Regions from separate parts of the Homo sapiens genome. Here all the other regions are linked to region 2. A link is a contact called in ENCODE Hi-C or POLR2A ChIA-PET data. All regions are on one chromosome and are shown on one strand. Each heading gives the region's core, a stretch centred on a gene start or an enhancer-like site at or near the end of the contact. The rest is flanking DNA. Distances are from core to core; before and after follow the strand shown.

Evidence for each region. Hi-C counts contacts between places; a loop is a spot of excess contacts on that map. ChIA-PET counts read pairs that join two places held with the same protein, here RNA polymerase II (POLR2A). Pooled maps may share reads with other maps.
Region 1: a map with no recorded cell type shows a loop between it and region 2 (3-fold over the local background). The contact joins two enhancer-like sites. A Hi-C loop is called at or near these places in 1 of 37 single-sample maps with no recorded cell type and 4 of 50 pooled maps. POLR2A ChIA-PET finds 5 or more read pairs at or near these places in 1 of 52 experiments (MCF 10A).
Region 3: a pooled map shows a loop between it and region 2 (2.6-fold over the local background). The contact joins two enhancer-like sites. A Hi-C loop is called at or near these places in 2 of 50 pooled maps. POLR2A ChIA-PET finds 5 or more read pairs at or near these places in 2 of 52 experiments (K562 and OCI-LY7).
Region 4: a loop to region 2 is called in a map of ascending aorta, with 7 times the contacts of the local background. The contact joins two enhancer-like sites. A Hi-C loop is called at or near these places in 1 of 168 maps with a recorded cell type or tissue (ascending aorta), 7 of 37 single-sample maps with no recorded cell type and 13 of 50 pooled maps. POLR2A ChIA-PET finds 5 or more read pairs at or near these places in 3 of 52 experiments (B cell, PC-3 and activated CD4-positive, alpha-beta T cell).
Region 5: a map of IMR-90 shows a loop between it and region 2 (2.5-fold over the local background). The contact joins two enhancer-like sites. A Hi-C loop is called at or near these places in 1 of 168 maps with a recorded cell type or tissue (IMR-90) and 1 of 50 pooled maps. POLR2A ChIA-PET finds 5 or more read pairs at or near these places in 1 of 52 experiments (activated CD4-positive, alpha-beta T cell).

What each region holds. Positions count from the first base shown.
Region 1 is chr10:61,941,686-61,944,385 of GRCh38, forward strand. All of the region lies in intron 3 of ARID5B (AT-rich interaction domain 5B), which reads left to right. Among named protein-coding and RNA genes, the nearest start is that of ARID5B, 41 kb to the left of the region's middle. Within about 2 kb of position 1,411, at least 13 of the 41 ENCODE cell types and tissues checked have a DNase peak (open chromatin) inside an H3K27ac peak, as active enhancers do.
Region 2 is chr10:62,431,963-62,434,662 of GRCh38, forward strand. It overlaps a transcript of ZNF365 not described here. Among named protein-coding and RNA genes, the nearest start is that of ZNF365, 59 kb to the left of the region's middle. Within about 2 kb of position 1,354, at least 7 of the 41 ENCODE cell types and tissues checked have a DNase peak (open chromatin) inside an H3K27ac peak, as active enhancers do.
Region 3 is chr10:61,960,138-61,962,837 of GRCh38, forward strand. The region is part of intron 3 of ARID5B (AT-rich interaction domain 5B); the gene reads left to right. Among named protein-coding and RNA genes, the nearest start is that of ARID5B, 60 kb to the left of the region's middle. Within about 2 kb of position 1,299, at least 4 of the 41 ENCODE cell types and tissues checked have a DNase peak (open chromatin) inside an H3K27ac peak, as active enhancers do.
Region 4 is chr10:62,051,004-62,053,703 of GRCh38, forward strand. All of the region lies in intron 5 of ARID5B (AT-rich interaction domain 5B), which reads left to right. Among named protein-coding and RNA genes, the nearest start is that of ARID5B, 150 kb to the left of the region's middle. RefSeq lists an enhancer at 1-679. Within about 2 kb of position 1,433, at least 2 of the 41 ENCODE cell types and tissues checked have a DNase peak (open chromatin) inside an H3K27ac peak, as active enhancers do.
Region 5 is chr10:62,094,018-62,096,717 of GRCh38, forward strand. It overlaps ARID5B (AT-rich interaction domain 5B), which reads left to right. Exons shown (of 10, transcript NM_032199.3): 10 at 1-2,700. Among named protein-coding and RNA genes, the nearest start is that of LINC02621, 160 kb to the right of the region's middle. Within about 2 kb of position 1,399, at least 7 of the 41 ENCODE cell types and tissues checked have a DNase peak (open chromatin) inside an H3K27ac peak, as active enhancers do.

The DNA of each region.
Region 1 (2,700 bases), core at 161-2,660, 490 kb before region 2:
GTTTGAGTTTAACTATCAACGGTTTCCTGGCATCTTTTGGTTGATGTCAGACAGTAACATTTTAGATATGGCAGCCTGATTGTCACCTGCACATTTAGAGACAATTATTAGACTAGTGGTTTTCCTTCTAAAGCCAAAGAGTTTTTTGATAATCTTCCTATATATACTGTTACACCCCCCAGTTTTGTGAACACACAATAACTAGTCTTATGACTTGCGGTAATGCTGAATAATACATCTGTTGTGTTACTTTCCTAATGTATGATCTAAGTTGTATTACCATTGTCTTATGTTTTCCTTAACATTAAAACCTTTCTTTTGTTTGTTTAATTTTGTGTGTGTGTGTTATGGAATATACTGTTACTAATAAAAAATTAAACAGGAAACCCACAGGGGACAAAAGGATGTGTAGATGGTTAAGCTTGATGTCACACATATAAACAAGAGTATTTATAGCAAGGTTTATGTTTAAAATTGTGTTTAAAATGGATAATTTATTAATGAACAGGAAAATAAGTCTAATTTCTTAATTCCACCCAAAGAAATAAAAGGTTGATCCTCTTGGATTCTAAAAAAAAAGAAGGTCCATATTCTACCTTTTTGCAGTTGATTCCAGAAGAAATTGGTTTATAGTGAATATTCACAGTACTTGCAGGTGGTTTGGCCTGGAAAATCTAGATGAGTGGTTTTTAAATTTAGTTGCTTATTAGACTCAAGAAAGAAATTTAAAAAACAATACTGATTACTGAGACCAGCTTTTCTAGATTCTTCATTCAGTAGGAGTAAGGAAAGGCCAATGAATGTGTATTGATAAAAAGGTTCCTGGCCGGGTGCGGTGGCTCACGCCTGTAATCCCAGCACTTTGGGAGGCCGAGGCAGGTGGATCACCTGAGGTCAGGAGTTCAAGACCAGCCTGGCCAACATGGTGAAACCCCATCTCTACTAAAAATAGAAAAATTAGTCACGTGTGGTGGCAGGGGCCTGTAATCTCAGCTACTTGGGAGGCTGAGGCAAGAGAATTGCTGGAACCTGGGAGGCAGAGGTTGCAGTGAGCCGAAATCATCACACCTTTGCACTCCAGCCTGGGCGACAACAGCGAGGCTCTGTCTCAAAAACAAAACAAAACAAAACAAAAAAGGCTTTTAGGTTGAGTCTGATTTTGTTTGTTTGTTTTGGTCTCATTTTGGAGACAGCTTTATGATTAGTGCTGAAGAAGGGAAAATGATCAACAGGAGAGTTGATTGGGAGGCTCTCTCCTGGGGCACAAGAAACACCATGTACTTAAAAAATTTTTAATGTAAAATACCCCTTTAAGGATAGAATTTAGGGCCTTGAAATTCTACTCAGTTGCTATGAACTGTGGGGAATTTGAGACAAATAGCTTTTGTAATTGGAATGCACACTGTGTTGTAATAATGTGGAAAGAGAAACAAAAACTTTCCTTAATGTAATGAGTTTCCATTATCTGCCTAATCTAAGGTTTGTAAGTCTACATTGTCAGGATTTATATTGAGGAGATAGGGGGTGTCATTTTCTGTACACATTCCTGTCCCCACAACTTTCTCTTCAGCCTCTTCTATAACATCAAAATATTTGTTGTCTGTACTTTTCTTTCTCCGCAGTGGTTTTCTTATCTCCTTTTCTGTTGGTCACACTGAAACCACCTCCAATACCACATTGTTAATGGAAATTCACACACTTATTAGGTTTTTCCTTCTGTAGAACCCTTCCAACTCCTCATTGTTCTTACCAAAGAAAGAAGATGAACTGTGAGATTATTTGAGGCCCCCCCCCTTTTTTTCTGGTGGAAGTAAGCAAAGAACGGAAAGATCTCACCTTTCTATGGATAAAGTAAAACTCCAACATGTTATCGTTTTTTAACTGAGTTATTTCATAATGTTGAAACATGAATAATAACAAAATAATTAGATTGGTTCTTAGAGAAGGGATTTTAAAATATAAAAGCTCATTAAAGCACTTTTCTTGCTTAGTGTTTAGGTAGAATAAGTTCGCTTTAATTCCAGTTTGTGTCACTTCCTGTCTCTCTCTGAATAGTAAAAAAAAAAAACAAGAATGTTCTCACAAATGTGTGTCTGCCAACAAATTAATACTCCACAAAGAGAAACTCTGCCCCACATGGCAGCTTCCAATAAATGCTCTGATTCAAATCACAACTCTTTCATTTTTTTTTTATCCCCTTCCCCCTTGAGGGAGCACATTTAGACAATATTTGAGGATGTCATCTTTCTGCTTTTTAAAACTCTCTAGAGTTTTCATTTAAGACTCTTAATGGTTGATGACTAAAACTACAGATCTGGATAGTGGAAAAACTAATAATCTTAAAAAACACTTCTGAAATGTGGTAAAGTGCATTCATTCTCTTCCCTCCTCTTTGTCCTTTTCAAAGAAAGAAAGTTCAATATGAAACCAATGCAAATTATGACTTTACTCAGTGAGATATTTTACCTTCTTTCAGACTGTTTCATACTGAAGTTTATAAAAAAAAAAGAAAAATAACTATGTTAAAATAGGAGGGTTAAGGAATGTATTATTCATAAGCATAATGAACACAAGAACCTGTTTTTCCAGAAGAATTGGGTTGATTAAATCATTCACCACACAAGCCTCTAGTTATTTATTTTTGTCTTTAGAATTACAGTACTTAGCTTTTATAATAAAGTGGACTTGATACCCATATTT
Region 2 (2,700 bases), core at 104-2,603:
ACCTGAGGTAACTTACAGTTGGTCACAAAAACATACTGTGAGCATGGGCAAATCACTTTTTGGGATCCCAGCTTTCACATCTGTAAAAATAAAGTGTTGGAAGATGTTTAAGCTATTTTTTAGTCTGGTTTACTGTGATTTGTCTGCCACTTGAGACTTCCAGCAGTATTGTTCATGAGTGGATGCAGGTTAAACCTGCAAGCCGTGGCCCTGTGAACATGGGCTCTGGAGGTGAGGGGTCCAGCCTTTGTCCGGATTAGCATTGCTGGGAGCTGAGGGGCAAATAAGATATTTTAGGAGAGCAGTTTTTAGGAGAGCAGTTTCTTGTTTCCCATATTGTCTCCATCATTTGGTCCCAGACATTTTACTCATGTGCTTCAGAAGTAATTTGAGCCAATACTTTGTTAATTCAACCCTGAATTCAATCTTCCATAGCAGGAAGCAACCTTAGGAATGACAGCAGGTCAGGGCTGCTCCTATAGTTTGAGGGACTTCTGTTTTTCTGTCTTGGAGTCTGATTTCCAGGAAGAATTTCACTGAAATGGGTACCTTAGTATTTACAAACCTAGCACAGATGGATTGACCATTGACATTTCCTGGGTTCTTTTTCTAAGCCCCTTACTTAAACAATTAATACCTTGAAATCTTTTAAAAGACCACTGCCTTTTAAGACCATTGTGAGTATATTAATACCTCCATATTTTCAGTTTAGCCTGATGTTGGGTAAAATGTAAATGCACAACAAATGATAGCAACTATTACCATTATTATAATGACAGAAGACGGGCAATTTTGCAAGAGCCAATTAGGATAAGTATCAGGCCCTAAAAGATTTCCAAATATATCAGTAAGATTGATGAAAATCAGGAAGAAGACCACTTCTTTATCTCAAATAATATGAAAAAGTTTCAGTCCCCAGAATATTCTCTTGAAAGCCCTAAAATGTACATGGAGATCTTTCCCAGTAAACCCAAATTAGGCATTAACTCCTCTCACTTTTCATTTATCATGAGATTTAACAAACTTAAGGATTTGTCCACAGCAAAACCACTCCACACTTTGGGTTTTCCCTAAAAACTCAGATTATCAGGGAAATCAAACCAAAAGGAACTTCAAATTCATCCTAGATCATGGACTGTTCCTTGTAGAACCTACTGCTTGATATGAAGTTTGATTTGGATTTGTTTGAACAGGAATAAAAACTGAGGTAAAGGAAAGGCTACAATAACTCCAATAGAAGTAATGAGTTACTAAACAGTTTAATGAGTTTTGGAGGCCCCTGAAATTTGGGTTCCTGAAATGAATTCTCTCAGACAGTAGACAAATGACTCACCAACTTTGGCCATCGAGGCGGGCTGAGTCATCTAAAGTCAGCTGAATCACCTGCTTTCAGCTCTGTTTTATAAGAATTGGGGCTGGCTGGATATTTCTGTCCCTCTGATTGCAAGTATTAAGCATTTAAAAAAACAGAGAATATGATGTCCTTCTTAGGAAAACCACACAAATTGCTCATGCACAGATGGACTGCATTAGTGAAAACAGATTAGTAATTGCTTTTAGTTCCTGATGATGAAAAAGTGGCTCTGAACACCTACCTCGCTGGATTCTTTACTCACCAGATAAACCAAGTGATACTTGATGACGATCCAGATTTGGATTTAAGAAGCAGAAGGTCAACTCCACAGAGCTCCAAGTCAGGTTGAGAGCATCCTGAGATGGCATCGGTAGAGCTTGCCTTTAAATCCTGGACCCCAATCCAGGCCAAACACACATTATGATTGGAGTTAAAAAAAATGTTTTCACAACAAGGAAATATTGAAATAAGTCAGCTAACATTTTCATTTGGAAATACAGAGGAAGTTAAGGCGTTTTGGGGGTGCTTAGTTTCCTTGTGTGTATTTTTATAGTTTTTTAGTGGGATGGAGATTTAGTGGAGGCAGGCTGGTACAAGGGAAAGAATCCAGGTCCAGGAACTGAAGATTCTTAGTGAGCTGTGTGACCCAGATGTACTTTCAGGGCTTTCTCAGACTTAGTTTCTTCTGCTAGTAAATGAAAATGTGTGTGTTAGTGTTTCCTAAACCTGCTTGAACATAAGGATCACCTGGGGCACGTGTTAAAAAAATCTGAATGCACTTGGCCTCACCCAAACCTGTCGGAATCCGAATCAGCAGGGTGAGGCCTGAGAATTGATATTTTAACCAGCACCTTGGGTGATTTTTTTGTTCAGACAAGTTTGGGAAACATTGAATTAGATAATCAGTAAGATATGCTTCGGGTCTAAGATTGCTCAGTGGTGCTTCAACACAGCAAACCTTATTTTTTTTTTCTCCCTGTAAATTGGAGAAACAACAATCAAATGAAAAACAAATCAACTGATGGGTGGAGAGGTTTTGGTGGGGCTAATGTGCAACTTTATCACAATGCTTACAAACGTTTGTGGGTATACTTAACCTCAGGTGCTCAAGGACTGTGTGTTGTCCCTGCTCTAAATTGATACTTCCTCTTAGGAAGGGCCTGAACAATTCATTCATCCTAGAATGAAGAGCCTTCTTGCATTTTCTCTCTGGCATATTAATATAATTAGATGTCGGTGGGACTGAGACTAGCAGGGAAAGCACTGAAAGCAGTCAATGACTTTACCTACTTGGAAGACTGCACGGAACCGGCTCCACTTGAAGTAGGAAAGCCTGCCTCAGAAGG
Region 3 (2,700 bases), core at 49-2,548, 470 kb before region 2:
ATGACTGTCTTATTTCATATATTTTTCTTTTATATTTTCAAATTATAAATTTTGACAACAGGAGACAATAGGTAATATTCATTCTCTACTGTCTGGACAGCATGGAAATACTACGTACAGTAATGTCTTCAGTAGTTACTTTCTCTTTAGAAAGCTCCAAGGAAGCTCACAACAGTAGGAAGTCCTACTGAAACTCCTTTTGGTAAAGTGGAGCACGTTTTGTAATGGAAACACATTTTCTATGGCTTAATTTTTATATATAGGGTTTTCATAAAATGAGACTTGCCTAAGGATTCTTTTGGAAGCCTTTTGCCTCTTTTAACAGCAATGTGTTTATTATAGGAATCAGTCTCCTGCTCACTTATAAAATATTCTAAATATTCACTTATAAATATTCTAAATATTTATAAGATTATGAGTTTTGTCTTTTAAGTAGGGAGTTCTGCATATTGTTTTTGGCCAAAATGTAGCCTGCCTCCTTGAGCATGAGTTGAAGCCCAAGATGAGAAGCCCTTTTTTTTCCCCTCTGACCAAGATCTCATCTGCCATTTACTAGATTAGGCTACTTGAAGGGAAGGAAATGAGGGCCCCCTTCTTTTAATCCAGGACATTGTTAGGTATATCATAGGTGCTCCGTAGGTATGTTGGATGAATGGATGGATGATTAGACCTTAAATCTTGTACTTGGCAGCAACATAATGTAGTGGTAAGGGACTAAAAGTCTGGCAGACATAGACTAGCACTCTGGATCCCCAATCTCTAGCTTTATGCCCTTCGGCAAGTTGTAGAGTATCAGTTTTCTCATCTGTAAAATGGGTATAATAAATCTATCTGATAGGGATACTGTAGGATTTAATAACATATAGAATCCCAGGTGCTTATGGACATTTTTCTGGTGCCATAAAGCACTTGATACATGGTAGCATTATTAAACTCTTAAGCCTTAAATCAGGATATCCTAGACTTTAGTCATTTATAAAGCAACTTTATAGTTCTTGCCATACCAATAACACTGTTTTATTATTTACTTAATTTTTCTTTAAATTAATTGCTTTTTAATTTAAAGAACTTTAAGTAGGAAATTTTATATCATCACTGTAAATGGAAAACCTGTATCACTTGCTATAATTAATGGTGAAGGTAAATATATAATCCTTAAAATAAAAAATATGTTTATCCATGTACCACCTAACATTGACTTGGGTACCGCTAGTGTATACCACAGTTAAGTCATTTCCTTTGAGGCTTTTCTCTTGGGCAACAGCCTAACCTAGGTTATCGATAGCTTTGAGACCTTCTGAGACCATGCAAGCCTCGTGTCAACAACAAGCTAGAAAGGGTTGGAACCGGTTGCGCTGAATTAATCTATAGGCTCAGAAGTGTAACTGCCACACAGATGTGAAGTCTGAAAATAACCCACCGTGCACCTGCCCTTTTCGCGTGTCAGTTACAGTGTTAACTGAGCACCAGAGGATGAAATGCTGTAGGAACAGTAAAGGCATGAATCTTACCTTCCAGATGCTCAGACTCTTATCAGTGGTTTGATACCTAGCCCCTTGATTGGGCTTGGGGACCTCAGTGTCTCAATTCTGGGCAATTTCTTTCTTTCTTTCTTTCTTTTTTTTCTGAGATGGAGTTTCACTCTTGTTGCTCAAGCTGGAGTGCAATGGTGCAATCTCGGCTCACTGCAACCTCTGCCTCCCCGGTTCAAGTGATTCTCCTGCCTCAGCCTCCCAAGTAGCTGGGATTACAGGCACTCACCACCACACCTGAATAATTTTTTGTATTTTTAGTAGAAACAGGGTTTCACCGTGTTAGCCAGGCTGGTGTCAAACTCCTGACCTCAGGTGATCCGCCAGCCTAGGCCTCCCAAAGTGCTGGGATTACAGGCGTGAGCCATCGCACCCGGCCTTCTCGGCAATTTCTGAATACAGATCTTAGCAGGGTGAGGGAAACGGTAATTGTTATTACTACCAACTGGCCCCAAACAGTTATTGCATAACGTTGCACAACTGAGTCCTGGGTAAAATGAGCTTCTTCAGAAATTGCCTCGCCAAAGGTGATTTGCCAAGGTTGAATCCTTCGGATTGTCTGCATTGGAACAACCCCCTTGCCCAAGCACTGAGCTTAAGCTAGATAAAAGGAAATAAACACTGCTTTAAAAGGGAGTGCACTTTAGCAGCACACAAAAAACAAAGGTGAAGGCTCACATCTGTGTTGCATTGCATAATTGATAAAAGCTGAAGCACCATTAGAAACAGCCTCATCATCCATACTCCTCTCCTAATCATTTAAATATGTACAGCATGTTTTAGGATGCTTGTTAATGACTCTACGGGCACGTTGGTAGTCAGAACATTACATGTGGGTTTGAGAAATAGGCCTGGATCATTTGCCAGACAATCTAATTCTGACAGTGTAGTGAAGGCCATCTTCAATTTGACTGTGCTCCACTCTGTTATGCTGTGAAAGAAAAAGATAATTCAGCTGAGCATTCTGCCGTTGGCTAGAAACACCGCAGTTCTGAATACAAATATTATGCAGGTAAATGAATCATTAAAAGAATAGAGGCATAAAATATCTGACAGATGAACTCCTAAAGTTTGGACTAGAATAAATTTTCCCATATATGAGCAGTACCTTCATCCATCGACTAACAGTGTTAGTTATCCGTTAAGTCACCAAAAAGCATTTATGGTC
Region 4 (2,700 bases), core at 183-2,682, 380 kb before region 2:
CGGTCATTCACTCCACGGTATTCATTTCGTTGCATCTTTTTATTTTTGCTTTTTCTCTTTATCTCTCTGTGCCTGTGTCTTGGAGGCAGTTTTCAATTCAGCATCTGACTTTGGTATTCAGAGCTTTTGAAGCTCTATGCTGTGCCTGTTCCTGCCACCTCCCTTCCCCTGGTTGCCGTGGGCTGGGGGAGGTAGGCATTTTGATTAGTCAACAGAAAGACTTCCTACCTCCCAGTTTGGCCTGTTATGAGTAAAGGACAGATGATTAAGCACCCACGTCATTGAGGCTGAGATTTCATAGTGGGTGACACAATGACATAGTTTACTCTGCTTGTGTCAAAAATAGACCAGCTGAACCGTCCTCTTTCTGAATGTGTTCATCTAAATGTGTTTTGGAGATTAACAGAGGATGAAATTAGAAATAGCTAGAATTAATCTTTTTAGTTATGTATTTTTCAAAGTCACTTCTAATTTACATTAGACTAAAATTAAAGATACATAGCAAAATATTTAGATGTATACATATGCCCACAAGCATTTATATACTTTTAAAGATCTCTGTTAACATAGAATGAAAGTAAATTCTACGCTGTTGTTCAAGACCCAGGTCAATTTTTTACCTAAGCATTCTTTGGAATCTTGAAAGTGCATGCATGCCTGAAGTATTTTGCACGACAAAGGGTAAAGTATCACTTTATATTTTTAGACTTACCTTTCTGACTTTTGTGGGCTTGGGTCAGATTTCCATGGTTCTGTTTACTGCATTTAGGTGTTATTTTTGTGCTAAAGACAGCAATCGTCCCTTTAGGATTTTAGTTGACGAACAGATTTCAACTGACACCAGTTTCCAGATCAAATAACTAAACTTCTGAAAATGGGACCATTTTGATTAGTGGTGAATTTGGAAGAGTCTGATGTAGAAAAAAAAAAACATGAGTTAAGTTCTGTGTTGACAGTCTACTGTTTCTCTGCCATGTACTCTACCTCCTTCCCAGTGTAATGAAGTAAATCTTAGACTTTCACATTCTAAAAAATCTTATCTTTAAGCATCATTGTTTCATTAGGAAATTTTAAGGACTTTTTTGCTTAGAATTTCTTCATACTTCTAAGATTCCAAAGGGTTAAGAAGAGATCAACCAGTAGAAATGTGTATTTTCCAGTTTCTTGCTGAAAACAAATCTCTTTCCCTAAAGTTATTGTTGTTTTGCACATTTAACTTTCTGCGAATTAACTCCACATGGATGCCATGAATGACATTTTCTTGTAAGTTGGACACCTCAGCCCTAGAACTATCTACCTAGGACTTTGGTTTCCATCGTCTTGAAGGATGTCAGCAGGAACAGTTCATTCCCTACTATGTAGTTTGCAAGATCCTGCAGAATGGCGCAAGAAGGTTTCAAGACCATAACATTCAGCAGAGCTTGTACTGCCCATGCCTTCTGTTGGTGCCCAGCCCATCCTTCTTGGTTGACAGCATTTGTTTACTCCAGCATATTCTGTACCTGAGCCCGGCAGGATAAAGCTCCTTCCCATGCCACTTGGAATCACCACCAAGGTCTGCTTCTGAGAATTTTACAGAACTCATACAATTGATCTGAAAGAGCAGACCTCCAATGTTTCTTTCCATGGAAGGCAGCTCAGAACTCACTGTTGGGTTCACAAAGCCGAGAAGAACAAGAGCCTGCTATACAGATGGGCCATATTTGATGTTCACTGACTTCTTAACAAGAAGGATAGAAGTCAGTCCTGGGTTTTCTAAGTGACGCCTTTACTCCATCCCCGCAACAGTGCTGCCCGTCAGAATCTTTACAAAGAGATGGATCATTCTTCCACCGTTGGTGTTCAATGGTGAACAGATGAATGTCATGCTGCAGTCAGCTCCTAGGGACTGGTCTAATGGCTTGGCTCTTTTCAGAGTCTTGGATTACAGTCATGCCTTGGCTGCTTCCAGTGGGTCTGGCAAGACCACTTAAGCAAAAAGATCAGTAGGTATGAAGTGTGACGAGCTTGTCTGTTGACACCAACAGGCAGATGTAAAATCCCTACAGAATGAACAAGCCACATCTGGGATGAGGACAGTCATTAAAAAGCATGTGTGTCTTAACATGGTCTTTTCTCATGAAACACTGCAGTAGAGATTATGAGTCTGTGACCATCTAATCATCTGTTGAATTGAAAGCAGCATCTTAGAGGACAGTGAGCTGTTTGACTTTGTGACCAAGACCCATGTGACTGTTTCTTTTTAAAAGTGCCTCAAACAGACCATTTCTAACTAAGCACCAACTTCATGCAGCTCCACACAGCAAAGCTCTTAGAGTGGGACCCACTGGGTTTGTTGTGTTCATGACTGGAAAAATAAGTCAAGTGATTTGCCGGTCGCCATCAAAACGTTGCACTCCCTCAATGAGAACATGAAAACCAGCTTTGCAAGACCATGTTTTCCAACGGAGAGAGAATTACATGGCTCCCCAAAGACAGCAAGTGTCACGTGGGGAGGAAACTACCAGTTCTTTGAAGATCTCATGACTGTGTTCAGCCCAAATCCTGCCATTTTTTTCTGGAATAATCTTAAAGCAGTGAACCTGAGGCCCAGGCCTTTCATAGAGTGATCTATAACAGAAATCTTCATGGCATAGGACCCTAATAAAAGGCCTACATTGATAGAAGGCAAATTATTTTTAATATCCCGTATGCATTTTC
Region 5 (2,700 bases), core at 149-2,648, 340 kb before region 2:
TTGTACTTACCTTATCTAGGCTGTGAAACTGTCCTACATACCAGAGAATCATAAAAACAAAAACCTCACTGGCAGCAAGCTGCCGAATAACAACAGAGTCTAGAGGACATATTTGTGGGCTGCACAGATATTTTAGGAATTTCAGAAATTAGAACAGGAGCCAAAATGATTTACATTGGCGTTGGCACTGATTCCTTTAAATGGTCTGGGAAAGGGGGTTGGGAAGAGGATGGAGCTCAACTGGCCAGAAGAGGAGCAGCTGCAGTCCTGATAGCTTCTCTAGCCTCGGTCTTTTGAGTGATAAGTAGTCATGTTGTTTTCATCCAGTTGGTTTCTTGTCATTCCCAAGAAGAATCTCCCAGGCCACATCTTTGGGGATAACTGACATACTGGATTAGCCTTTTCAAAAGAAAAGTCATCCTATTTGGTTTTATGGGGTGTGAGTTTTGTGTGTACACACACAGAAACATGTAAGGTGGTTTGGGTCATGTTTTTAACCACCTGGCAATACAGTCCACTTTCTGGTTTCTTTTATTGTGGGAAGTAAATGGTCAAGCTGCTCAGGCAGTGAAAAGATGTGGAGAATGTCCGTTGTCATTCTTGCCACTGTATTCCATTTGCTACCGAGATATAACATTAAGGTGGACACATTTTCTAACTGTATTAATTAAAAGTCAATGGATACAGAGAGTGGATTTTCTCCCCAAGTCCCATCCCTGCTGAAGACCGCTTGGATGAACTCCCCAACCCACTGTGCCCCTCCCGCAACACTACCAGTAGACTTTAGAACCATAGTTAACTAAGTCTTTTACCTCTGAGATACTTAATTCTGGGAAAATTGGTGACAATTTTCAACTTCTAAATAGGTAACTCGACTGCAAAATAATCAAAACTGATAACAATGAAACTGCGGCTCTTAAACAAAGCCATGCATGCCGTGCATTTGTATTGAAATGTCTCCATGATATGAAGCCAAATATTCAATGTAACATACTTAATATCCAAAGGTGGAAACAAAAGAATGTAGAGATCCAGTGTTAAGAGTTCCATTTGCTTCAATTAATTATTTACCTTCCTGTGGAATAATATATATATATATATTTAATAGAACCATAGATAGACTAGTAGAATTTAGATTATAAATGTGTGAGTGCAGATTATCCTGCTATTGCACAAGCTAGAGGGGGGAAAAATCTCAATTCCAGCTGGCAAGATGCTAGCCAGGACACATATAAGAAAGTTGCACTAGATTGAATGGTCACAGAATCGGAGGACATGGAAGAAAAAGGAAACTTCGGTGGTTCTGCAGCAGACATGGGCTAGGTCATATGTGGTTTCTATGAGTTCGTGTCTCAAAAAAAAAAGGAGGGGGGGCATCTGTCCCCGGTGGAGCTCACCTATTTGGAATATGGGGCATTTGTTTTTTCCACTGCAATGATTTCAGTCTGGTTTCATCATGTTGGAATTCGATCACACCATTTTCAAACAATGTTAACATAGTCCAGCTTTTGTTTTTCTCATCTCTTCTGAGAGGAGACTCACTGTTTCTGTCTGAGGAAGCTCATACCCTCGGCAAAACATCAGGACAAATAAAGAGAAATGGGGGTACGCATTCCCAACAGAAGCAGTGTGTTATTTGTTTTAAAACTCTGAACAGAGATCTTGGAAATCTTTCAAAAAGACCATTGAATTCTTCATTGGCTGAGAACGACGTTTTAAAATGTCTTAAATAAGGCTTTGTTTGCATTGTTTGAGTTCAAGGGGCCTTATTATTGAATGGAATTGCACAAGCCTTTCTTTGTGCAATCAAACCATTGTTATTGGTAGTTCTGTAAAGGAAACTGTGGAATCGAATTGGCAGTGGAGTCATAAATCTATTTACTGAGTGTGGCTTCCAAGAAATGTTGCAATTCAAAATGCACTAAGTCTGTGATTTATTGGAGATTTGGAGATTCTAAATAATATTTTTAAAAAACTTCCATGCAACTTCTGGTTTAATGTTTGGCAACTCCACATGATAAAAAAATAAAAACAGCCCAACCGAGTTTCGGAATTAAGTATTCTTCTAGTAAGTGATTCAAACTTGTAATATTTGCCACAGGACTGACTTATTTATTTACTAGCTAGAAGCTCTTAAGTTCACTTGTTTATCAGGGCATATACAGAAGGGTTTGTTAAAACTCGATGTTAACTTTACAACTTTCTGACCTGGTGCATGAATTCTCAAGTACTGTATTTCACTGTGTTGGTGTGTCTGATGGAAATTTCGAGGTGGTCCCACAAAAATATTTTATGTAGTGTGCCTTCAAAGAGAACCATTTATTTCTCTTCACTTATCGTCCCACAAAGTCACATTTGGTGGTGGTCAGCCAAGTCGCATCTGGTCTAGTTTTACTCTTGTCCCAATTTTAAAGAGAAATGGGAATGAGTTTGCCCTGGTGAGACCCATACCATTGCAATGATTATCTTGAGCACTTAAAGTCCAGTGTTGGCTGTTAGTGTATTTGATATTCTGCCTGTCTCCTCATGGTTGAAATATGTCTGAAGAATAGCAGCATAATCTCTTGGCTGTTTATACTTTTTTAAACTTTCCTGTGTTGTAAATATTGTATACTTTTGGTGATTCCAGCTATGTAACCTCTATGCTCTGTAAGGTGATTATTTGTATATAGCAACATGGCCCAGTGATATTATATAGTT